Regions from separate parts of the Mus musculus genome. Here regions 1 and 3 are each linked to region 2. Evidence: chromatin loops called from intact Hi-C (ENCODE). Cell type or tissue: heart. All regions are shown on one strand.

The links. A loop is a pair of places that touch in the nucleus more often than their neighbours do. Peaks named below come from ENCODE experiments on the same cell type or tissue, not always from the same donor. Only the 100,000 strongest peaks of a DNase experiment are listed, where the experiment ranks them.
Region 1: a loop joins it to region 2, with 6 times the contacts of the local background. A loop is called at or near these places in 30 of 42 quality-filtered maps.
Region 3: it touches region 2 in a loop (2.6-fold over the local background); 2 of 42 quality-filtered maps call a loop at or near these places.

What each region holds. Positions count from the first base shown.
Region 1 is chr11:75,963,213-75,971,212 of GRCm38, forward strand. It overlaps a transcript of Rph3al not described here. Among named protein-coding and RNA genes, the nearest start is that of 1700016K19Rik, 33 kb to the right of the region's middle. In heart, CTCF peaks have their summits at 3,474, 4,005 (motif pointing left) and 7,609 (motif pointing right); DNase peaks (open chromatin) are centred at 3,479 and 3,969; H3K4me3 peaks cover 1,841 bases; H3K27ac peaks cover 3,295 bases; H3K27me3 peaks cover 3,080 bases.
Region 2 is chr11:75,778,464-75,786,463 of GRCm38, forward strand. Doc2b (double C2, beta) reads right to left here. Exons shown (of 9, transcript NM_007873.3): 2 at 7,630-7,709; 3 at 3,158-3,232; 4 at 1,792-1,901; 5 at 1,576-1,702. Among named protein-coding and RNA genes, the nearest start is that of Gm12339, 13 kb to the right of the region's middle. In heart, a CTCF peak has its summit at 3,668 (motif pointing right); a DNase peak (open chromatin) is centred at 3,678; H3K27ac peaks cover 750 bases; H3K27me3 peaks cover 2,674 bases.
Region 3 is chr11:76,213,044-76,221,043 of GRCm38, forward strand. It overlaps Gemin4 (gem nuclear organelle associated protein 4), which reads right to left and starts at 4,529. Exons shown (of 2, transcript NM_177367.3): 1 at 4,435-4,529; 2 at 1-880. The coding sequence starts at 4,444. It overlaps Dbil5 (diazepam binding inhibitor-like 5), which reads left to right and starts at 4,570. Exons shown (of 2, transcript NM_021294.2): 1 at 4,570-4,705; 2 at 5,184-5,622. The coding sequence starts at 5,229. The coding sequence ends at 5,492. It overlaps Glod4 (glyoxalase domain containing 4), which reads right to left. Exons shown (of 9, transcript NM_026029.3): 9 at 7,352-8,000. It overlaps LOC108167850 (a long non-coding RNA gene), which reads left to right and starts at 808. Exons shown (of 2, transcript XR_001780094.1): 1 at 808-900; 2 at 1,213-1,667. In heart, a CTCF peak has its summit at 4,672 (motif pointing left); DNase peaks (open chromatin) are centred at 3,808 and 4,528; H3K4me3 peaks cover 1,712 bases; H3K27ac peaks cover 1,858 bases.

The DNA of each region.
Region 1 (8,000 bases), 180 kb after region 2:
TAAACCACAGCCCTTCCATTGACCATACAGCAGCACATAGAGTCTTAGCCACAAGGACAGTCATTCCAGGTACTTGCTGTGTGTTATCTGGCAAATGCTTAACTTCTCTGGGGCATCAGTTTCTTACCTGCAAAGTGGGGATAACGCTAATAGTTCTAACTTCCCTTGGCAGAGAATTAAATAAAAGGAAACTGCATCTGGGAGCACTTGGTCCATATTTCTTTCTTTTCCTTCTTTTTCTTTTCTTTTGTTTAAGTTTTTTATGACTTATTTATTTTTATATGCATTGATGTTTTGCCTGTGTGTGTGTGTGTGTGTGTGTGTGTGTGTATGCCACATCCTGGAACTGGATTTACAGACAGCTGTGAGCTCCCATATGGGTGCTGGAAATTGAACCAGGGACCTCTGGAAGAGCATCCAGTGCTTTTAACCGCTGAGCCGTCTCTCCACCCCCACCCACCTCTGGTCCATATTAATAGCTTGTGATCACTGCCCATGGCATCCTTGTCTTCCTCACACGTCTGCTGTGCCCTGTTCTGGGTGGTGTCCATGGACAAGGTCTATTGACAGCAGCTGAAGGAAACTGGCTTGCCCACCCCCAGAGTGCTTGCTGCACCTCTTTCCTGACAAGCATTCAAGACAGCATAGCTTTTACCCATGGAGCACTGGGTGTCACTCATAAATGTGACCTAAACCAGGGTCATCACCCTGGGGTCATGACTAATGGTGCGCCAACTGCCTGGCAACAACCTGCTGGGACACAAACAGTACCCAGAAGTCACTGGTTTGAAGAAACAAAAGAATTTAATATCTACACAAAAGGAAAGCGAAGCGGAATATTTCATTTCTTCAGGCAGCAAACACAGAAAAAGCCCCTCCGAGCACATAGTGCAGAGAGACCTAGGAGCAGGAGACTTGGGCCTCGCACTATCGGTTGCTATGGTAACAGGATTTCACAGCAGGAGCTCATTTTCCTCTGACAGTGGCCTGCAAAAGAAGGGAAGGAGGCCTCCTAAAGAAACTTATTTGAAGGCTCAAAAGGGGGACTGAAAGTGTCCCTCAGGGATGGGCACTTAGGGAACGCTGGAAGGGCAGACCGGAGGACCTCCACCCCCTCACCCCCACCCCGCAGAGCTCTTTACTCCACAGTTCTAAAGCCAGATCAGAAACAGCTTGTTTCCAGGGCCTCCCTGACTGATGTCACAACCTCTCGAGTCAAGCAAGGATCCTATTCCCCATCTGTCTGATCAAGTCCTTTCCCTAGAGTCCAGAAGAGTCCCACACCACCAGCATGCCCTGCACACCAGGGCCAAATACTGAGGGGACGCTGGAGATGTGGGACACATACACCTTCAGGGCAAACAACACATCTTTGTATGTAATGACAGCTTGCAGCCCGCAGGACTGAATTCCACCTCTGGTCTGCCCACCCGCACGCAGCTGTGTGAGTCAGACAGGTCCCTGGCCCTCTCTGAGCTTGCTTCCCAATGGGCAGAGTGGAGACAATAATCTTGATGTTTGCCTCTCTGAGTGCTTCAAGAACCTAAAAGCCAGTGAAGGCCTGAGCCCCTTGGAACTGCCCAACTCAGGACACGGAACGCCCACTCTTGGTTAAGAAGGCAACAGCAGAGAATGTTCAGCTTGGCATAGAACACGATGTAACCAAGCCATTCAGAGATCTAGTTTGAGCAGGGCTCCAGGCATGGGATGGGAAGTTCTCAGAAACTTGAGGGCAGTTCACTGAACACCTCCAGGATGTGCAGTATGGGGGGGGGGTACTGAGAGGCTGCCATCAGGCATACCATCAGCATGACAGCTGTGGCTAAGGATGCAGAGTTAGGAAAGGGATCCTGGATCAGTGGGATTCTAGGCAGGAGGATCAAGCTTTCTTAGGCAACAGCACCTGAGCCAAGTAGTACAGGGAGGGACAAGAGTGACTGACCCTGAGGGGGAAGAGAGAAGATTCAGGATTGGAAACCAGTGTGAACATAGCCCGGGACTGAAAGGCCGAGAACCCAGCAGAGGAGCTGACCCCGAAAGGCCTGAGGAAAACCGGAGACTCTAAGGATTTCTTAGGGGTCAATTATTTGGTCAAGAGCTGCTCCTTCTAGAGGTGACATGTCAGATTGTATGCTGCAGCAGGAGTCTGATTCTAGCCTACACTGTTCCAGGTCAGGGCCAGCCGGTTCCAGGGGGGAAAGGCCAGACCCCTCAGAGGCAAATGTAGTCTGATAGAATGAGAAGGGCTCCTGACTGAGACACCCGTCCAGACTCAGACTATCTTTGAGTGACTACGGGGCACCCCAAAGAAAGCCTGGACAGGAGTAGCACGAGGTAGTGTGACCCAAGACCACTGCGTGAGAAGCCATAAACTGGGCCTAGAAAGTAGAAGCAAGAAAAGAGGGGCTGAGAAAGGAACAACTGGGGAAGAACAAAAGGGAGGGAGGCCTGGCTAGAAATAAAGACCACCGGTAGGGAAGGCTGCAAAATAGACGTCCCCCTCCCCAGAACTCCCCCTCCGCGATGGGTAGGGAGTGGGTATAGGAGGGAGCGAGAGAGGCTCACTGGAAAGCCAGTTAGCCTCTGCTGAGTGGCAGGACAGCAGTCTGGGCTGCAGGGTTAAGGAAGAGGACAGCAGCAGGTGCAGAGCACTTGTGGGAAATGTGGCGGTGAGCAAAGCTTACAGATCACCTCATGTTCCTGCTTTTTTCAGTTGGGAGCCAAGTGGCCCTCGGAGGCAGCGATGGAAGGAGCAATCTCTTAGGGTGGGGGCGAGACAGAGCCTGAACTATAGGGGCCGGCTTCTCCAAGAGGCTTTCGCCTTGCTCTGGGGCCTCAGGAATGCCCCTTTCCCTCCCCTGCCCTCTGCTGCCCCGAGGATCAAAGCTTGCCGGCTGCACAACCCGACTGACAGCTACTTTTCCCCTGGACCCCACTGGCTCAAGTCTCACTGAGATCCGGTTTCCACTTTCAGCATCCCCCAACCTTTCCCCCAAGGGAACCGCTAAGGTTTATCAGACACACAGGTGGAAAATCAGGTCGCTTTGCCCTGCTCCACCTCGGAATTCGCAGACGGCCGGAGACCCCTGGGAGCAGGCAGGGAGGGTCGCCATCCTGAGCTCTCGGCGGCGCCCCGAGTGGATTGAAACACTTCCCCAAAGCTGTCTGGCCGCGGGGAGGGGTCTTCCAGGGGCAGAACCGGCTGACTCGGAGGACACCCTCCACCCTGCACCTGCACACCCAAGGGCTCCACGTGCTTTCGAGTTCCCACTCCTGAACGCCAGCCAGTCCTTTTGAGCCGAGCGCCCAAGGCCAAGGACACCCCACACACAAACGCCAGAAACCGAAAACATTGGATCCTGCCCACCCTACCCCGGCCGGACACTGAGGGACCGGGACGGGACGCTGGCCACCACCTGCAGGCCCCTCCCGCCGCCCGCGCGCGCTCGCTGGGCTCCGCACTTGTTGACTCACTCGCGGGCGCGCTCGCCCCAGCGCCGCCTGCCGTCCGCACCTCCCGCGCCCCTCCCCCACCGGCCGCCCGCGCCCCGCGCCACTCCGCGCCCGGGACACACCCGGAGCCGCGCGAGGTACACCCTCCGCTCCGGGCTGTAGGCTAAATCCCGGAGTAAGAGCGCGCCGGCGGAGCGGACCGCGGCGCTGTCCCGGGACAGCTCTCCTGCAGCCCGGAGTCTCCGGCAACGGAGAGAGATAGAGGGCGGGCAAACCTAGGAGGGCAGCTGGGCACCAGGCCCTGCCCGCGCCCCAACGGTGCTCAGGAACGGTCCCCACCCCAGGTTCCAACATCTACAGGATCTGAGCCCTAGCTCCCGGACCATCGCGTGCACGCGTTCTGGCCCCCATCTTGGAGCCAAACACACACACACCGGGGCCCCGAGAGACTGGGCCCCAGAAAGGGGGGTGGCCCCACTTTAGCTACACTTACCTGGGGCTTCGCCCCGTCCGGGCGCGCTCCCTGGCTGCCCTCTGGCGGCCACCTCAGGTACCGGGCGCGCGCCCCGCCCCGGTCCGCCCCTCTCTGACCTGGGACCTGTTCCTGCCAACTGAAGAGCTCTGGCCCGAGGCCATCTGATAGGCGCCATCCCCCTTTAGATGGCTCATCTTGGCACGGAGTGGATCTCGAGGGCTCCTTTTAGTTACAGATAACGAACAGCTCCGTCTTTTCTTTAAGGAGCTTCAAGCCTCTTCTTAGCAACCCCAGGAGGCAAAAGATAGGGCTTCTGGAAACCTAACACTAGCTGGTGCTCAATGTGTGTTTGTGGAATAAATGACTGGAGGAGGCGAATGGATGCTACAGTCTGCAAAGGAAGCAGCCGCCCAGAGCCTAAGCTCTTGTCTGCTTTGTCTTGACTGCCAGTTCAAAATGAATCAAGTTGTATTCATTTCCAGCCGCTGTACGCCTGAATGGTGCATATGCATCCAAGCGGAGTGGAGACATTTCTCCAGCCCCTCAGACTAAATGTTTAAGGAAAAAAAAAAAAAATCCTGAGATGGCCTTAGACATCAGTAGCCAGGTGAAAAGCCTGGGATTCCTGGTTGTCATATTAACTCAGCAGCCCCGATTAGTCCCTAGGTCATATCGACTTTCATCTGGACTCTGATCTTCCCCTATGGAAAATGCGATCTTGTGTGAATCTGTGCGACCTGCCAGGAAACTTCCTGTAGTACAGAGATGTTGCATGGCTGCCCTAGCCACTAGGAACAAGAGACTGGATGTGTTACTTCGTTTAATTTGACTTAATATAAACTGCCACTCTGTATCAGGCAGTGAAGCCTGAGCTTCTGTCTTCTCTTCAGGAGGGAGAGAAGAATGAGAACCGAATGCGGGGGAAGCCCCTAACAGCTGGCTCATTGTAAGGGTCAATAGTGGGAGTTAGTAACCGTCATCGCCTCCATCCTGTCATTTCCCCTCATCCTCAGATCTCAAGGATTCAGGGCTACCTGTCCACCCACAAGCTCCCTTTTAGGAGTCCCTCATAGTACATCATGCATAGCCTGTTACAGTGCACTAGTTTCTGGGATGCCCAGCCTCTCTTTGGAAAATGGGCCATGAGAAATTGATTGATTACCCCCATTGCCTTGCTTTAATTTAGTCAGCGCTTTAGCCTGCAAAGGTTTTCCTCCTCCAACAAGCAAGGCTTCTAGTGGGCGCTGGTGGTACTTCAAACTGGTACTTGGGTTATACTAAGGAGCGATCTCTTGCCAGTTTCCTTAAAGTTTTATTTCCTAGGTATCTCATGTGGCCTCCCCCAACCCCCACCATCACAGCAATACAACCAGCCTTATACAACCAACTGTTCTTGTTTAGCTTTTACCTGGGGGCATCTTGTATATGAGAGGAGACACAGCCTAGGCCTCCAGTCCTGCTCCTGTGTGAAATGGCCCCATCCTCACTGGTGATTCTCACGTGCCCACTAAATGGGAAGGGGGACATACTTCCACATATGTCTGTCTGTCTGTCTGTCTATCTGTGGCTGTAAGAGAAGAGGGTCCACGAATGTGAATATATTCACCATCTTAGGCCAATCACCAGCTGCATGGGCTCTTGTTCCAAGGTTCTTTTATCCTTGTTAACTTTTCTTCCATGTTATAGGGGAACCTCTTCCACATCCACTTGGCAAAATTCACACTGGCCTCATCCTTTTCGCTCTTTGATCCAAGCAAACTTTTCTTTCTTAGAATGGATTACAGATGGGGTCAGAGTGTAGCTCAGTGCTCAGAGTGCCCTTTGTCTCTAACTTGAGGGAAGAAACAAAAACCAGGGCACGGTGTCCTAGCTATTCGGCAGATCAAGGCCGGAGGATCACAAGTCCAAGGCCATCGATGTCCTCCTGGACAAAATGGACAATAGAGCAAAGACCTTGTCAAAACAAGACAAAAGAAGACCACAGGTCCATTTTAAAGATCCCGTATCCCTGGCTGGCCTCAAGCTCTGTATGTAGCAGAGGCCGCTCTTGAACCTTAGGCCTCTCTCTTCCACCTTCTCAGACTGAGATTTCAGGCCTGTGCCAGCAAGGGTTTATGCAGTGCTTGGAATCAGAGACATCGTCTGTGTGTGCTAAGCAAGCACCTTACCAACTGAGTCCCATCCCCAGCTTCTCCTTGCCAGCTGCAGGCCCACCTGTCCTCTAAAGAAGGCAGACTCTTCATTCACTGTCAACACAGTGCCATTGTTCTGCAACAGAGAGTAATTATGTTGAGGTACCGGGGACTCAGGTGAACAAACTGGAAGGGCTTCTGCTTCCCAAGAGCTTTTACAGCAGAGATGAGAATGGACTCGGATGCATAAGGGAGCAGTGGTGTCTGGCTAGCGAGGACACTCCTTCCTCATCACAACTCTGACTGGAACCTCCCAGTGAGATGGATAGATGATAAGGACCTTTGCCAAGACTCCCTAAGAGACCAAGCTGGTCCTTGGACCTTATCTCCCCACCCCACCGCCACTGCCAATGAGAGCTGCCATCTGAGCTCCTTGGGAGGGAGTTATGAGCAAACAGATTCTTCTAGGCCATCCAGGATGCCTGGAAGGGCATCTCCCTGGCAGAATGTCATTAGAACTGGCATCCCTGTAGAAGCAGAGTTATGGGGAGGTGATGTTTTTTGAGACTTTGGCCTCTATTCTGAAGCTTAGGACAGGCACAGAGGTAGAGCAGGGCCACTGGGCCACCACACTGTTGTCATTTTCAGCAAGGGCTATTCTGTTCATCACGGGTTGTTTAGCAGCCTCCCTAGCCTTTTGTACTAAGTAGTAGTATAAACTCACTTCTGCCACTCGGGTTATGACAAGAGAAAGTGCCTCCAAACATTGTTAAATGTCCTCTGGAAGTCACCTTCCTCTCACACCAATACCCCTCCTCCCAGTGAGAACCAAGAGCCACTTTCCAGCCTAGCAGATTATGAAAGGGAAGGGAATCCAGCTTGCAGTAGCAAGGCAGAGCAGTGTGGGAGAGGGCAGGACTATCTCCACGAGACGTGCCCAAAGGCCAAGAGAGATCTGCATACAACAGCTGAGGTCCAGCAGTCAAGAAGGATCCCCAGGTCAAGAAGGTACCTGCGGTCCAGGAACCCCAGCCTGTAGAGGTTGAGGGTGACCTCTCTAGGCAAGTGCTCAGAAGGAGTCAAACAGCTGTCTCAGACCATCAGGGGCTCCTGGAGAGGCCCCCAAATCTTAAATCTGTAGGACACATATGATGAAGGAAAGGAAAGCTCCCTCCTCTTTACTGTGAAGGAGGCAAATGGAGCCGGGGAAGACAGTGGGGTTTAGAGTTACAGGTCTGATGGATTAAAATGGGGGGGGGGGCGTCCACGTCAAACCCAGAACCTGTGACTGTGACCTGTTTAGTTGGAGAGAGAGAGAGAGAGAGAGAGAGAGAGAGAGAGAGAGAGAGAGAGAGAGAGAACACAATTGTGGTAGTGCAATGCCTTTGATCTCAGCACTTGGGAGGAAGAGGCTGGCAGACCTCTGAGTTTGAGGACAGCCAAAGTTACACAGAAAAACCCTGTCTTTCTTTTTTAAAAAGATTGATTGATTGATTGATTGATTGATTGATTGATTATATAGCAATCTACCTGCGTGTATGCCAGCAGACCAGAAGAGGGCACCAGATCTCACTATAGATGGTTGTGAGCCACCATGAGGTTGCTGGAAAATGAACTCGACCTCTGGAAAGGCAACCAGAACTCTTAACCTCTGAGCCATCTGTCCAGCCCCCTGAGAAACTCTGTCTTAAAAAAAAAAAAGTCGAGGCTGGAGACCTGGTTCAGTGGACTGCATCTTCCAATGGACCCAGGTTCAAATCCCAGCACCCACCTGGCAGCTCACAACTGTCTGTGGTGACTCCCAGATCTGACAGACTCACATAGACAATACATGCAGGCAAAATACCAATGCACATAAAATAAAGGTAAATAATTAAAAAAAAAAAGTCATAGCAGACCTTAAGTTAAGTATTTCACAGTAAGATATCCTCAATATCTAA
Region 2 (8,000 bases):
GGGGGCCAAATTTGTCATGACATCATGCTGAACAATTACAATGTCTCAGAGAGAATTATGTGCTGTCTCCTCTGGGCATCTCATGGCTCTCCTGGCCTAACACGCTCCAATTGAGTTGTCCTTAGTGAAGGAATTGGAATTGCCCTGGCGGCAGGCCTTTGTCTCCATCCAGCCCATTGTATCTGGTTCTTGGATCAACCCTCGCCTTCCTCTGCTTCTGGCCATTCTGAGCCCACCAGGCAGGGAACCTGTTAAAATAACACCATGCCCTGCCTTGAGCCACTCTTAGTGACTGAGGAAGTTGAGACAGGAGGATCAAGAGTTCACTGTCAGCCAGGTGGTGGAGGAAGCCACCCACCTTTATCCCAGAAGCAGACAGATTTCTGAGTTCAAGGCCAGCCTGGTGTACAGGGTGAGTTCCATGACAGCCAGGGCTACACAGAGAAATCATGACTTAAATATAAAAAACAAACAAACAACAGAACAAAAAAGAGTTTACTGCCAATCTGAGCTGTAGAGGAAGCTCAAGGCTAGTACAGCCAAGTGCCTGCCATGTAAGAGTGGGTCCTTAGCATCACTGGGAAGCTGGGCTTGGTGGCTCAAATCTGAAATCCTAGCAACGGGGGGTGGACACAGGAGAGTCCAAGATCACTGGCTAGTAAGAGTAGTTAGTGAGCGCTGGGCTCAGTGGGAACCTGTCTCAAAAAGTGAGGAGGAGAGCCATTAAAGAAGACACTCTTGTGTTGATGGCAGGCCTACACATTCACACATTTGCCTACTGCACGCACACTCACATAGACACCCCACACACATGTGAACACACATGAATACACTCATAACACTAAGTTACATACAAGTCTACACATTCACACATCTGCCCACTGCACACATATTCACATAGACCATATGCGCGTGTGTGTGTGCGTGCACACACACCCTTGCACATACTCATTCACGTTATGTTACATACAAGCCTATATAGTCACATATCTACCCACTGCACACACACTCACATAGACTACACATATACACACACATGTATATACTCACACACACCACATTACATATAAGCACACACTCACATACATTATACACACACACCTGCGTATACTCATATGCATTATGTTACATATAAGCTTACATATTCACACTTCTACCCACTGCACACACACTCACATAGACTACACACATACATATATATTCATATACACTACATTACATACACATTTAGAACATTTAAAATTTTTCTAAAAGTAAAACTTTAAAAGGGCTGGAACGCAGCTCAGTGGAAGAGCTCTTCTTAATTACTCAGGTCTTAGATTTAGTCCTCAGCGCCACAAGAATTGTTACCTTGTCACTTGTGGAAGGTGCCCTGCCACTTCTGTGATGTCCCCTCCTAGACTTGCCCCCTCCACTATGCTCTCTGCTCCATGAATTATCCCCACTCCTGTGCCATCAACAGGAAGCAAGTTCCTTCCATCTCCCTGCAACTGTGCCTGAAACACAGTATTGTCACATAGTAGCTGCTCAGTAAACTCCTGCACGGCTGCGGTGCCAGAGCCTTCTTCCACTCACCGGCAGCTGCTTCTCCAGGCAGATGCTGAATGTCTTGGTGTGATTGGGCTTCAGCTTCTTCAGGGGCACCCGAGTCTCTCCAATGAACTCATTGTGGCGGAATTTGTCCTCATCACACACGGAGATCCTGGGGGCGATGGGCTTCCACAGTCAGTGGGAATTCACAAGCGGTAGGGCGTCCCCGGGTGGGGTGTAGGCACAGGGGCCCTCACCCACCTCAGGGTCTTTCGGACCATGTCCTCATCCGTGATTCCGTAATAAGTGAGGGTCTCGTTCCACGAGGGGTTCAGGGTGTTCCGAAGAGTTTTTGTTCTGAGCTTATTTGCCTGGAAAAAGACAGAGTGATCTTATTTTGATCCTGAATGAGTGTGGCCTCAAAGGTGGCAGGCCTGGTCCTTCCATTCACAGAGGTACTATCTGACACAGGGGAAGGGACCTGAGGGCAGAAGGTGAAACCGACACTGTTATTTAGCTGACTTAAAACCAGCAAGCTTATTGGAGGCATTCAAATAGCCCTGTGGTCACAAGGTCACTAGCAGTAAAAGTAGAGTCAGGAGAGACAGGGCCTGCTCAGCTGGGGAAGTGTGCAGCCTCTATTTGGACAGGAGAGGGAATGACTGTCCCCAGACTGGACACAGTCCTGCTGGCATCTCGACTTCTGGTCCAGTCAGTCAGTGCAACCTGCCTGGCTGATGACCAGCAGACCAGGGAGGCAGGCGATGGGCATGTTTAAATGGCCAAGCGGTGAGAACTTGTTGAGGTAACCACAGAAAATTAATGTGTGAAGCATCCTGCCCCCAGACTCTGGCAACAGTAACAGAACAGAGGTGGTGGCTATGGGGTGGTCCTGTAGGGAATGGGAGGTTGCTCTGTGACTCATTCCAACTGGAAAGTTGAAATGTCCAACTTAACAGGCATTAGCCTGACCCAAGACTGCAGCCCCGGCCCTCTTCCCCATAAGAGAGTTCCATATTAAGACTGGCAGTGTATCCAAAGCCAGTGGCACAACTGGACCACTTTCCTGGATCACCTTCGTTCCCCTCCCCTTTGCTCAGGGTCTTCACTCTGCCTGTAACCCATGCTTTCCTAGTGAACACCTTATGGGTGAAATATTGCCTCTACTGGGTCGCCCGGCAGGGGAGCAGGAACAGGGGTTCTGTGTCAAATAAACCAGGCTAATGCCTCCCACACAGTCCCCATTGTGAAGCCACAACACACTGAAGTCCATCAACACACTGAAGGTCTTGCAGGCAGGCGCTATGCACCCCTGCATCCCGGGCTGGCCTGAGCTTCACTATGTATGTAGGCCAGTCTGACCTTTAACACATGGGACTCTATCTATTGCCTCTGCTTCCTGAGTGCTATATGAAAGGCATGTGTTGTCACATCTGACCCCAAGGAGTTCTTTTCTTTTCTTTCTTTCTTTTTTTTTTTTTTTTTTGTAATATGAACTCCAGGCTAAAATGGCTTCGTGGGAAATGTAAGTGGGACATTCTCTGGGGCATATAGGTAATGGACTTGTGAGGTTCCAGGGAGACCATGAGTGCCAAGCCAGGGCCATGCCTGGGGTAGAAACCCTCACCTTGCTGGCTCCAGGCAGCAGGTGTAGTTTGACGTAGGGATCAGCCAGTCCATTGTGGTCCATCGGCTTCAGGCCCTGAGTAGAGACCAGAGAGGGTGTGAGTTGAGAGAGGGGAAACAAGAGGCCTGCTGAGCAGGGCCTCCTCTCTGACATTTCCAGTCTCCCTGAAGATAAGGCCTAACAGTGCTGGGGTGGCTTCCCTCTCCCACACTCTGGCCCCTGGGGCTTTTCATTTCTTACTTTCTTGACAAACTGAACCCAGAAGACACACCTCACTCTAAACTTGGGGAGGCCTGTCTCTCTCCCCACTTTCCAGACACCACTCCTTGTTGGGTCTTCCCTCTCTGACCCCAAGTCTCCATGATTGGCTGTACACTCATCCCTACATTCCTGTGGATGCTGGGAAGGCACTTCGGTCCGAGTCCGGGAGGTCAGCTGCCATTTCCTTCTGCATTTGCTGGTTGGTGTCCCTAGAAGTCACCGGCTGCCTGCCATGGAGTGTCCTTCCACAAGATGGCACCCCTTGATAACTTTGACTTCAGTTTCTTCCGCCAGCCCAGGAATGTACAGCTTAGGGTAGGGGACTCACAAGGGCTCAGCTAGCCTGGGAATTAAGTTTACTCCTTTCTGGTGCTGAAGGCCTATGGGGGTGGGGAATAGGGAGGCAGCAGAGGTGTGCGTGGACTATATTCCAGATGCACACGTCTGGAATGGCTCCATTCCTGGCCAGATGGCTGTGGTAGTTTGAATATGATTGGCCCAAAGAGTGACATTATATGGAGATGTGGCCTTGTTGGAGTGAGATGTGGCCTTGTTGGAGTGAGTGTGGCCTTGTTGGAGAAAGTGTGTCACTGTGGGTGTGGGCTTTAAGACCAGTCTTAATCTAGCTGCCTTCAGAACAAGAGGTGGAACTCTCAGTTCCTCCAGCCCCACATCTGCCTGGACGCTGCTATGCTCCCACCTTGATGATAATGGACTGAACCTCTGAACCTGTAAGCCAACTTCAATTAAATGTTGCCTTTTATAAGAGTTGCCTTGGTCATGGCGCCTGTTCACAGCTGTAAAACCCTAAGACTGTGCCCCAGATCTTTCTTCCAGGTCCAGCTCTATGGGCTTGAAGGAGCTCTCAGGTGGGGCACCCACCCATCATTTCTCTTCTGTGTGTCCCCAGGCCTCTGAACTTTCTAGTTAGACTCAATAGTCTCAGCTTTATCACAGGGGAAGCGTTAATCATTCCCACAGTCTGAGTGGAACAGAACAAGGAGGAATGCAGGTGTGGGCGAATGGGTGCGACTCCTCTCCCCTTTCCAGGCTCTCAGACAGTATCAGAGAAGTAGCTGGGTGAGGGTAGGGATTTAAGCTAGGCTCAGAGCTACTGAGGCTTGACCTGGAGGAAGTGTGTGTACCTTGATAATGGTGGCCATTCACACTCACTGCCAGATCCTACCCCCAGGGAGCTGCCCTGGGGGGGTGGGGGATCTGGGGGCCCAGCCTCAGTAGGGGACAAATGTGGGTTTCTGTTTTATTTCTACTTCTTGCACATTTGCTTATGTTTACAACATTTTCACGGGTTTCTCTTTGCCCTTGTAGATCTTTGAGGCAGGAGACTGGCCAGAGATAGTGCAAATACATACCAGTCCAACTTCTGAGGCCCTGGGGCATCCACAAGGGCTGGCTGGGACAGGGGCAGCTGTCATGCTAAGCTGGCAATGAGGTATGCTCTGCCCGTTGGCTCCCTAGTCTATGGTTGGTCCCTGATGTTACTTTCACACCCGTCTACCTAGCAGGTCCCTGGGCATCCCAGAGCACCACACACTGGTGTAGAAGAAGTAAGGGATGATGGGTTCAGCCAGAGGCTGGGTTCACACAATGACACTAGCTCAGGCAGCATCCCTGTCCCCTGAGTCTAGGGTCTGCCCTGCAGGGGCCTACGTGGATAGCCCCCAGGAGCTGACTGAATCCAGGAGAGGGGAAGGAGGCTGTGCTCGGCCACAGGTAGGAAAGGGGTTGTCTCAGGCAGATCCCATCAGCTTTTTGTGTTGCCAAGCGATAAAAGTAGGTGTCACTGTCCCAGAGATGGACAGGGAGATGCTATATGAGGCCATACTACTAGCATTGAGAGGACCTGGCTTACAGAGGATAGACTCCCCCCAGCCAAGTTCTTGTCATCCTTGCACTGCCCAGGGGCTACTGTTCACTAGGTATTAGGGACTGGGACTTTTTGGTTAGTCAAAGTTGGGGTTCCTAGTGCTCAGCCTAGAGAGACACCATAAGGTGAGATGGCCTGGTGCACAGGGACAGAAACTGCATGACTTTGTCCCTGCAAGGTCCCTGCAGACAATGGGGAGGGGCAGCTTGTGCCAGTAAGGAGTGGCAAGGGGAGATAGGCAGCTGTTCTGAGGGCAAGGCGTTTCAGCTTGGCAGGCTCAGAGGCTCGGGGATGGCCGGCAGCGATGGAATATAGCCACCCCAGCATTCGGCTGCTAAGTTTCCTGTGTGTGATATTTTATCACAGTTAAGAAGTAACCCTGGTCTCCCAGTGCTGTGGCTCTGTTGGGGTTCTCCTGGGCACTGCTTGGAATGGTGAGCCTTAAGTTTACCTGTGTGTTCCTTGGCAGTACCCTGCAAGACAGTGTTAGACAAAGTGCTGGGTGCCAAGTGTATTATTTCTACCTGGCTCACCAGCCACACCCGGTGTGAGGTGAGTCCTGTTACAGATAACCAACTGAGATACATCCTCTCCTGGGGGATGACGGTGACCAAGTGACCTGGTTAGTTTTATGTCAACCTGGTGCAAGGTGGGTTTCATTTGAGAAGAGAAAATGTCCCCCTAGGTTGGCTAAGAAGAAAGCAAGCCATGAGGAACAAGGCAGTAAGCAGCACTCCTCACTGGCCTCTACATCAGCTCCTGTCTCCAGGTACTTGCCCTGAGTTCCCTGGATGATGAAGATACAAGCTGGGAGATAAAAACAAGCCCTTTCCTTCTCAAGTTGCTTTTGGTCAGTGTTTTATCATAGCAACAGAAAATTAACTAAGACACCAAGTCAGAAGGCAGCCTAGGAAGTCCATATACCATGGATTCCCATGAGGCTCTGCGTGTGAACCCTGCCCCTCTTCAGTTTAAACTCTGTGGCTCCCCTCTGGGGCCTCAGTATTTCCCAGGCCTGTCCTCCTTTTTGTAGACACTTACAGAGAAGAACAGGGTCACCATGGTTCATAGGCCTCTGGTCCTCACCTCCATGTACACCAGTACCCAAGATGATCTGTGCACACAGGCACGGATACACATACACACACACACACACACACACACACACACACACACACCGGGAACAGGGAGAAGGCAGCAGGAACCCCAGGCTCTGAGATGGGGCAAGGGAAACTGGCCTCTACCAGAGTGATCTGACAGCTGGTCCCCAAGCCAGACAAGCTCTGCTAAGCCAGGAGGAAGGGTAGGATGGGCTCTGCCTGGCCCTGCAGTCTGCCTCTCCCTTGCCAGGTTGGGGTTACCAGGTGCTCAGCTCTGATGGGCTATCACACCCTAAAAAGGAATCAGAGGAGTGAGCAGGGATGCAGGATGGAGTGGCAGGGCCTTCAAGTACCCAGCCTGGGCCCTGAGCCCAATGTAGATGGTTCTCATAATTGCCCATGGCAGTTCACATGAGTGACCCAGGCTGGGTAGAGATATGGCATGGGGTGTCCCTCTAGGCACAGAGCCAAGGGCAGCCCCTCAGTGGCAAGGTGGGTCAGAAAGAAGGGCAGGAAGATACAACAGGTTGGGGGTGCTAAGTGAGGCCTAGGCCAGGCAGCACTTGGAAGCTATTCCATGTGTGCTGGGCTGGCCCAGGCCTTTCCACAGTCCTACAAGGCTCTCTAATGGCCACACGGGCCCTTACCTTTCTGGAAAACATCAGCTTTGGCACCTTTCTCCCAGAGGGAGCAGTGTGAAGGGAACGGTGTGGATGAGACCATGGAACAGACGCAGGTTCAATGCAGAGCCACAGAGGGACACAGGGAATAGGGTCTGACCAGTCTCTCTAGGTCTATAGATGTCCACAACCCTCCACAGAAAGGCTTAGAGGACCTCTGGGGTTCAGACCCAATGGCTACCACCCTGCCTAGAGCCTAGCTTCTTCAGTAGTACCTGTGACTTCCAGCATAGAAACTTCTTAGGGACTCTAGGGAGCCTAGCAGCTGGAACTTGGAGAGACCCGGGGACAGTGGAATCCAACCTCCTTTGTCTCCCCCAACCCCCGCAAGACATTCTCCATATCTCCCCCTTCCTCAGCGACCCCTCCCAGGCTCCAAAAGCTGCCTGGCTTTCTGTAATCCCACCCTATCCCACTCTGGCCAATCTGGGAAGTGGGCAGCTGCACTCTATATAGCAGGGACACCAGGGAAGTCTGGACAGATGGACGGGCAGGACCCTGCCTCCTTCCTGAACCCCGAGCTGAGGCTGGCGCAGAGCCTACCTTGGCCTTGCTGATGGTGCAGTGCAGTGCGTTGTTCTCCTGGTCATAGAGCAGACTGAAGTCCAGCGTACCCAGGGCGGCTGTGGGAAGAGGAGGAGGAGGGGTCACACGCTGGCTGCATGGGAGCAGGGATGCAATTTCCTGGGTGGCTCTGACAGCCACATTATTATTACATTTGTTTGTACAGATGTGTGCACATTACATGTGCCAGGGCGTTCACTGTGGAGGCCAGAGGACAACTTGCAGGAGTCAGCTTTCTCCTTCCACCATGGTGGTTATGGGACTTTAATTGGGTCTTCAGACTTGGCTGCTGGATCGTCTCACTGGCTACACTGTCTTCTCCCTTCTTTCCTCCACCCCCACCCCCACCC
Region 3 (8,000 bases), 430 kb after region 2:
TCTGCCTCCTTTACCTTGTCTGCCAGGGCCTGTCGATGGTATGGGTTCTGGGTGTCCGAGTTCCACACAGAGATCACTGTAGCTAGTTTGTCTAGGTACACGGTGGCCGACACCTCCTGGGTGTCATCCTCCAGAAGTGCAAACACACTCAGCATGTCAGCCAAGTTAGCTAAGGCACAGCACTTCATTCCAAGGGACAGGATTCTCTTTTGGATCTGCTTCAGCCCGTTAAGCAACATGGCCAAAAGAGGCATGGTGGGACCCACATCTGGGTCAGACTTAAACCTCTTTGGAGGATGGGAAAACTCATCTGAGGATGGCAAGTATTTATGGGCCATCGTCCTGAACTGGGAAAGCAAGGGGTCCTGCTGGTCGCCCTTGTGCTTCATCATTTCCCACCAGACATCTAAGAAGAAGGCCACATCCTTGGAAGATGTGTCAACAGTCATGTGCTCCAGGAAGCTCTGTAGTTCTGAGCGGCCAATGGTGGTAGGCAAGGCCATTAGCAGCTGAATGAAGAGTCCAGAAGCTTCCAGAGACTTGAGCAGCTCAAAAAGGACTGTGTGGTTGATGGTAGGGATCATGTTGCCCACGGAGAAGAATACATCTTCCTGCCACCGAGTATCAGTGTCAGAAGGGCTGACAGGGGAGGGCTGAAGAACCTTGGTCCAGATGATGATCAGTGCTTTCTTCTTCCAGGCAAAGGGCTGGGAATGTGCTGTGGCTGAGGAGATCTCCTTCAAGGCCTCCACAATGGGCTGTCCCACGTGTTCCCAATCAGACTTGGTCAACTGTACCAGGGCTTTGGGGTGGAACAGCTGCTCAGCCATCAAGAAGCCCCCATGCAGAATAGTCATCTCCTCACAGATATTCAAGGGTCCTGCACAGAGAAGCCAAGAGGTAATGAAGTCATCAGATTAGCGAGAAGCTAGGAGAAGGAAACAGCCATCGGATGGCTATCATTTCGGCTACGGTCTTGACATCAATGGGAGGGGAAGGCATGGTTAGTAAGAGCTCACAAAGGGCTGGGGTCAAAAGGTCTTGGCCGAGGAACAAAAAACCAGTTTCTAAGATCTTTGGCCTGGATATCAGGACAATGGCACCTCTGGAAATAGGAGGCAGAGAGGGATTCAGAACAGGCTTTCAAGTGTTTACAAAATTCTATTTTAATAATGTGTTTGTATCTGTGGGGGTTTGTGCATATGAATGCAGCTTCCACAGAGGCCAGAAGAGGATGCTGGGTCCTCTGGAGCTGGACTGAGCCTACTGGTGTGGTTGCTGAGAACTAAACTCTGGACTTCTACAAGAAACATATGTGCTCTTAACTACAGAGTCATCGCTCGTGGCCCCTCAGGACAAGCTTTAAGGGAAGACAAGTTCAGTGCTGTTACCTAGAGTCTGAGGTAGAACATTTAGTGATGTCCTTCAGCAATGGCAATGCGTGAAGGAGAAAAGGCCTGATGTGAGTGTAGGCAGTACCAACTCGGAGAAGTGCATGAAAATCAAGGAAGTGACTAAGATTCCTCAGCAAAGTGTGAAGAGGACAACTGGACTGCTGAGGTTACAGTGAGTAGAGGATAGGGGACAGTGCTACCACATATGCATTAAAGACATGACAGAGGCCAGCAGCATGGCTCATGATTAAAGATATCTGCCACCAAGCTTGATGACCTGAGTTTGAGCCCTAGAACTGATATGGTAACCTCTACAAGCTGTCTTCTGACTGACACTTGTGCACCGTGGTATCCACACATACACACCAAGAATGTAATTAAAAAACAAACAAACAAAAAACCTAAACAAAACTGAGTCCAGTGATGGCAGACTATGGAAGATACAATAGGTAGTCTTTGGGGGATGGGAGGTGCTTATTGTCTTAGTGTTTTTGGTTGTTTCTGAGACAGGGTCTCATTATGAACTGGATAGCTTTGAACTCAGATCTGTCTGCCTCTACATCCTGAGTGCTGAGATCAAAAGCCTGTGCCACCACACTCAGTTAAGCCTGTTTTTGAACTCAGAGCCTTGCATGTAACAGGCAAGCACTCTACCACTGAGCTGTATCCGGAGCCCTGCCTTCCTTCTTTCTAAGCACACTCCTGCTTCAACAAGTTTCAACATTCTGTGCCTTACAGGGAAAAAGTTCACCCAGCAGTTTCTTCCAGTCAAAAAGGACAAGCTGGTGAAGGTTCTGGCTCTGTGGTAGGAACCAGGAAGTGGACAAAACAAATATTACATCAAGACAGCGGTCACTCATTCACTGAGTTAAGAACTGACATTTAAAGGGAGGCCATGTGGGGGTTTAATCAAGATAATGGATTCAAATCCTAACTCAGTTGTTAAAACATGATGTGACTTTACACTTTACTGAGTCTCCCGTCTGCATACATGAGAATATATGTATGCATATATACATGAGACTATAATCTTCATGGTATGGGAACCACATGACACAGGACATACACTAATCACACTTTTGTAACTATTCTGGTATTGTTACCTTTTTGAAGCATCTCCCAGGTATGGAAGAATTGGATGGGTTATATAAGCTATCTTAACCATAATCAGACCATCAAGAGCCTGATTTAAATGCTCAAGTGTTGGCAGGACTAGTCTTGTCAATATTTTGTCTCCTCCAGTGCAGAAACAGACGGGCACAGGTCTTTCCCAAAGTGTATAATCTGGCCTAGAAGCTGAGTGCAACACCTTGTCACGGTCACTGCTAGCTCTCTCCTCAGTCCTCTATGCTCCCAGAAACACATCTGCCCTATTCTCATAGGCCAGAGTCGGCAGCAAAAGTACTGACTCCAGTGAACAGCTGTGGTGGCCTATCCCGTTAGTCCCAGCTCTCTAGTGATGCAGATTTTTATGAGGCAAGCCTGGTCCACGTACTGAGTTTCAGGCTAGCCAAGGCTACATCATGGCTACCATCTCAAACTTCTCCTACCCCCAGGGAAAAAAAAAAATTACTGACACCAGGCAACTAAAAAATCTCCTGGCCACTAACCATTTACTGTCACTGCCTGCCCACCCCAAATCAAGGCTCAGCACTCCCACAAAACCCAGACCTGAAGGCAATCCAGGGTTCTTTCTGTCTCAGGTTGGTCTGCCGGCCCCCGAACACATTTCCTTATAACTGTAAATGACATTTTATTGCATTAGACATCGGCTTAGCAGAGCAAATGTCTGCGGCCAAACATGTGCCTTTCAGAGACTGTGTACATGTGGCTTGAGAAAAGTCCCAGACTCAGCTCATAGCCAGGGGAAACTCAAAGGCTTTTTTTTTTTTTTTTTTTTTTAAATCAGTAGCTGGTGCTAGGAAGTGACTGGTTACTTTGGTAGGCACTGTGCTGGGTGGCATACTTGTATTTTTTTCTGAGATAGGCTCTTGTTATATAGCTGGAACTGGCTTGAAACTATACAGACCAGGTCGGCCTAGAATTTTGAGATCCTCCTGCCTCTGCTTCCAGAGTGCTAGTTAGACATAAGCTACCACACCCAGCTTGACACCTATAAAAATCATGTAATCGTCAAACTAACTTCTTGAGGATTATAACTCCTGTTTTGGAGATGGGAAGCTAGAGGCCCAGGCACAACTTTGCAAGGTGTCTCAACTAGGGAGTCAAGCCTTGGCAGCACTCTTCACAGCTGCAGGGCACGAAACTACCATTCCACACTAAAGAGCTGGCTAGGGACAAAGACATTTCTCCACAGCGTATTATTTGCAAATCTTGGAGTACTTCCCAGGACGGCCTCCTAGTCTTACCCTCTAAAGAGCACACCTAGCAGGGTGGAGAGGGTTGGCAGATGGCCACAGATTTCTATCAACTCCGCCTTACTTCCAGACCTCGCCTAGGAGGATACTCCAAACCAAGCAGCACTCGAATTCGGATTCAAAAAGTGAAATCTCAGGCTGCGCAACTCCTGCTCACAAGAGAGGGGTGGGGGTGGGGTGGTCGCTTTGCGTGAGTCAACGAATGGGGTCCTGTTATGCACGTGGTCGCAAAGAAAACGCCAAGCCTCTGGGAGAAAGACAGTATCAGTATTTTTGCTTTATGCACTAGGCGACCTAATAAGAAACATGTTCACTAACTCGGCAGTCATTTAATAACGAAGAACTCTCCGGACGTCCGTCCCTCCCAGCCCGGCATTTCCGAAACACGTGCAGTAGCCCTGAGCATTTCCAGGAGAATCAAGGCTATATTCGCTCCCGGTTTCCCACTGGGAAGACACTACGAAGGACGGAGGAGGACTCTAGGAGACCGTCATGTGGTGGGGCTACAGGATGGAGGCCGGCCTCGCGACTGCGGGTCCCCCAAAACTCCTCAAGCCCCCAGCCTCCCGAGCACCGTAGGAGCAGTGCAGAGCCTCAGCCTGCCCAGGAGGTGCTTTGGGGGGGTGCGGCCCAGGGGCCGGAGTAGGGAAGTGGGAACCCACCTAGGTCCATGGCGGCGACGCTGGCGGCGGGCTAGACCGCCCCTCCTAGTCCAAGGCCGCGAACGCGTTGCCCGCGCCACGGCACAAAGGGCGGCGCTACAGGCGCGTCACAGGCTCCGCCCACAGCGCTTCTCCGCTTCCGTGCTGTAGTCTGCTAGCCGCTGCCGTTCAAGGCGCACGCGTACTCCTCTCCAACAAGCTCGCAGCGTCGAAGCCACCCTAGCCACAGCGCCCCCTCTCGGCCTAGGCTTCCCAGCCTTCTTAACCACAGGTACTGTTGGCTGTCTCCATGTGGAACCTGACCCCTTCAGGCAAGGAGGTCGAACCCCTTAGTCCAGACCCCTCATTCACCCTCACTCAGGAACCCCGGGCAGCTCTCGCCCCGGATTCACCCACATGGAATAACTTTCCTTCAGCTGTGTACTAACCAGCAGCGGATCCACGGGATTCATCCCCCCCCCCCCCAAGACACACAAAACTCCCTATATGCTTGCTTTTCATGCTGCACTATCTCCTATAGGCAACAGCAGAGTCAACTTTCAGAGCTCATAGGTGCTTTTATAACTTTGAAGGGCAGTCACACTGGAAAAAGCTCTGCGGGGCAGGAGCAATTGAATGGATTCCTGGTCCTCGATTTGTACGTTATTAAACACACAAACGCCCCGTGTTCATCCCACACATTATCTCTTTACCCCTTCTTTCCAAGGCCTAACAATAACATGGTTTGCTTATTTCCAACTTTCTTCTAGTACCCCGCATCACTTAAAAACAGAAGCATTGCCTCTGGTATACCAATGAGCCAAGTGGAGTTTGAAATGGCCTGTGCTTCACTCAAGCAGCTGAAGGGGCCTGTGAGTGATCAGGAGAAACTGCTGGTGTACAGCTTTTACAAACAGGCCACCCAGGGCGACTGTAACATCCCTGTCCCTCCTGCCACAGATGTGAGAGCAAAGGCCAAATATGAGGCCTGGATGGTAAACAAAGGGATGTCCAAGATGGATGCCATGAGGATCTACATTGCTAAAGTGGAAGAGCTGAAGAAAAAGGAGCCATGCTAAGAGCATTTTGGCAGACACAAGGAAGTAGCATGGCTCCACTGGTAGGGGACGGGTTTAAGATTCCTGATGGCTGAAACACACTGAAAGGGTAGCAGCGTTAGCAGAAACACCAATAAATCATTCAAACTGCATGAGAGTGGAGTCTGTGGCAAAAGAGAAACTTTGAGGGTCCTGGAGAAGTATTTAGATGTGTAGAAGCCTCTCTCTGCTGGGTGAAACTCCATTAATCTGCCTTTCTGTGGTCTGACTGGCATTAATAGTCTTCCCAGTTCCACAATGTGTGTGGATATTTGGCAGAAGAGCAAAGAGGTGGGGTGAATCATGCTATTAAAATAACCAGGGGTGGGGGCTTGGATCTGTATTATCAGGGGTTATCAACACACCAAGAACCCAACAGTACAGAGGAGAAAGGGGCTCTGCCTTCTAAAGAGCTAAAGACAAATAGAAAAGCCCTCACCTAGAACACAGGTCCAGAGAAGTTAGGATTTTGATGGAACTCAAACTTTGAGTGACATGGTGAAGTGGGTCATGCATCACGCACAGCAGCTGAGGGACAGGGAAGAAGGGTGGCCTCAGCATCTCAGTGCCTGAAAGAATCACCTAAGCCTTAGCAACCTAAATGTTCTTAACCTAGGTTTCTGCTTGGGGCCCAGTGATGGACGGACACACACATGCACACGCACATGAACGTACGCACGTGTGGCTCATGTAAGTGCCGGTGTCCATCACTACAGAGGCATCAGTGTGCTAAAATTGTGCCCAGAAGTTGGCAAATGAAGTGTTAAAGTAGAATTCTTAACTTCGTGGTAGCATGGTAGTATGTGTCTTGTCTGAAGCAAGCAGTACTTGCCTGGCACCAGGGTTTGCTCTCTAGCAAATCTGGTCATATAACAGCAAGTTTCTCTAGGCAGTTGGGTGGGGGGTGGGAGCTATACTTTGTTTTATGAGATAGGACTTGGCTGATCTGGATTCACTCTATAAACCAGGCTGGCCATCAGGGATCCATCTGATTCTTCCTCCTGAGTGCTGCATTTAAAGTATGAGCCACCATGATGGCTATAAAGTTTATTGTTTATCATTACATTTTTTTTATTGTGTGCACTGTGTGTGTGGGTGTGAGGGTGCCAAGTGTGCATGTGAAGGTCAGAACACAATTCAGAGTTGGTTCTCTCCAACTTTTACATGGGTTCACAGGATCAAACTCAGGCTGCTAGGCTTTCCTGGAAAGCATCTTTACCTACAGGGCTCTTTGTGGGCCCTATGATGGCCATTTTCTCTCTCTCAGTGATGCAGATATAGGCCAGACTAGACCAGATTAAAAGATTGTAGGGAATTGGCTCTAATGCTTTGTTTTAATTCATCTCCCCAAAGCCTTATTTCCAAATGCTGAGGGTCCCTGCCCCCAGGTGTCTTTGATCAGTACTAAAAAACTGCCATACAGCCAATGACTGGGCAAGGGGCAGAAGGAGATGAAGAGCAGGCAGATTCTCCATGACTTAGAAGCAGAGAGATTAAAGAGCTGCAGGAAAGAAATCATCCAGCAATGTAGGTGTAAAGGGAAAGCCACCCCAATGGAGGCTACCAAGAAGGAAACAGGGCCGCAAAAATAAAATATTGATTTAGAAGGTATTAACTCAGGAATGCCAGAGGGGAGTCTGTGCTAGCTGAGGGGAGGTTTGGAAGTGCCCGGCCACTGAGCAAGTTAGGCATATTAAAAATTAAGCTGGCATGTGTGCGTGCGTGCATGCCTTTGTGTCTTTGATTCTCAAATTCTTGAATTTAGAACACTCTGGCAGGTGGCTAAAGGCTGGATCACCCGCCAGAAGGGTGCTCAAAGCAGTTTACCTATTCACCATTATGGTTGATAAAGGCAGGTTTATTAGGAGGCAGCTCTTGGGTGGGTTCACTGACCTCACAGGATCAGTGAAGTCACACATGCAGGCTAAAGCAAGGGGTTTTTACAGAGTTTAGGTGAGGGGTGATGATGTGCCAGCTAGGAGTTGGATTCTGTCCATACATAGCCAAAAAATTCTTTGAAACATCAAGCCTGGTGTCTGATTTAGGAGTTCTACTGCTGTGAAGAGACACCATGATCACAGCAACTCTTTTTTTTTTTTTTTTTAAGGTTCTTTTCAGATTTATTTATTTATTACATGTAAGTACACCGTAGCTGTCTTCAGACACACCAGAAGAGGGAGTCAGATCTTGTTACGGATGGTTGTGAGCCACCACGTGGTTGCTGGGATTTGAACTAAGGACCTTTGGAAGAGCAGTCGGGTGCTCTTACCTGCTGAGCCATCTCGCCAGCCCCACAGCAACTCTTAAAATGGCATTTAATTGGGCCTAGCTTACAGTTTCAGAAGGTCAGTCCATTATCATTATGGTTGGAAACATGGCATTATGCAAGTGGACTTGGTACTGAAGGAGCCAAAAGTTTGACATCTTAATCGAAAACCAGCCAGGAGGAGACTGCTACATTGTCCAGACTTGAGCACATATAAGAGATCT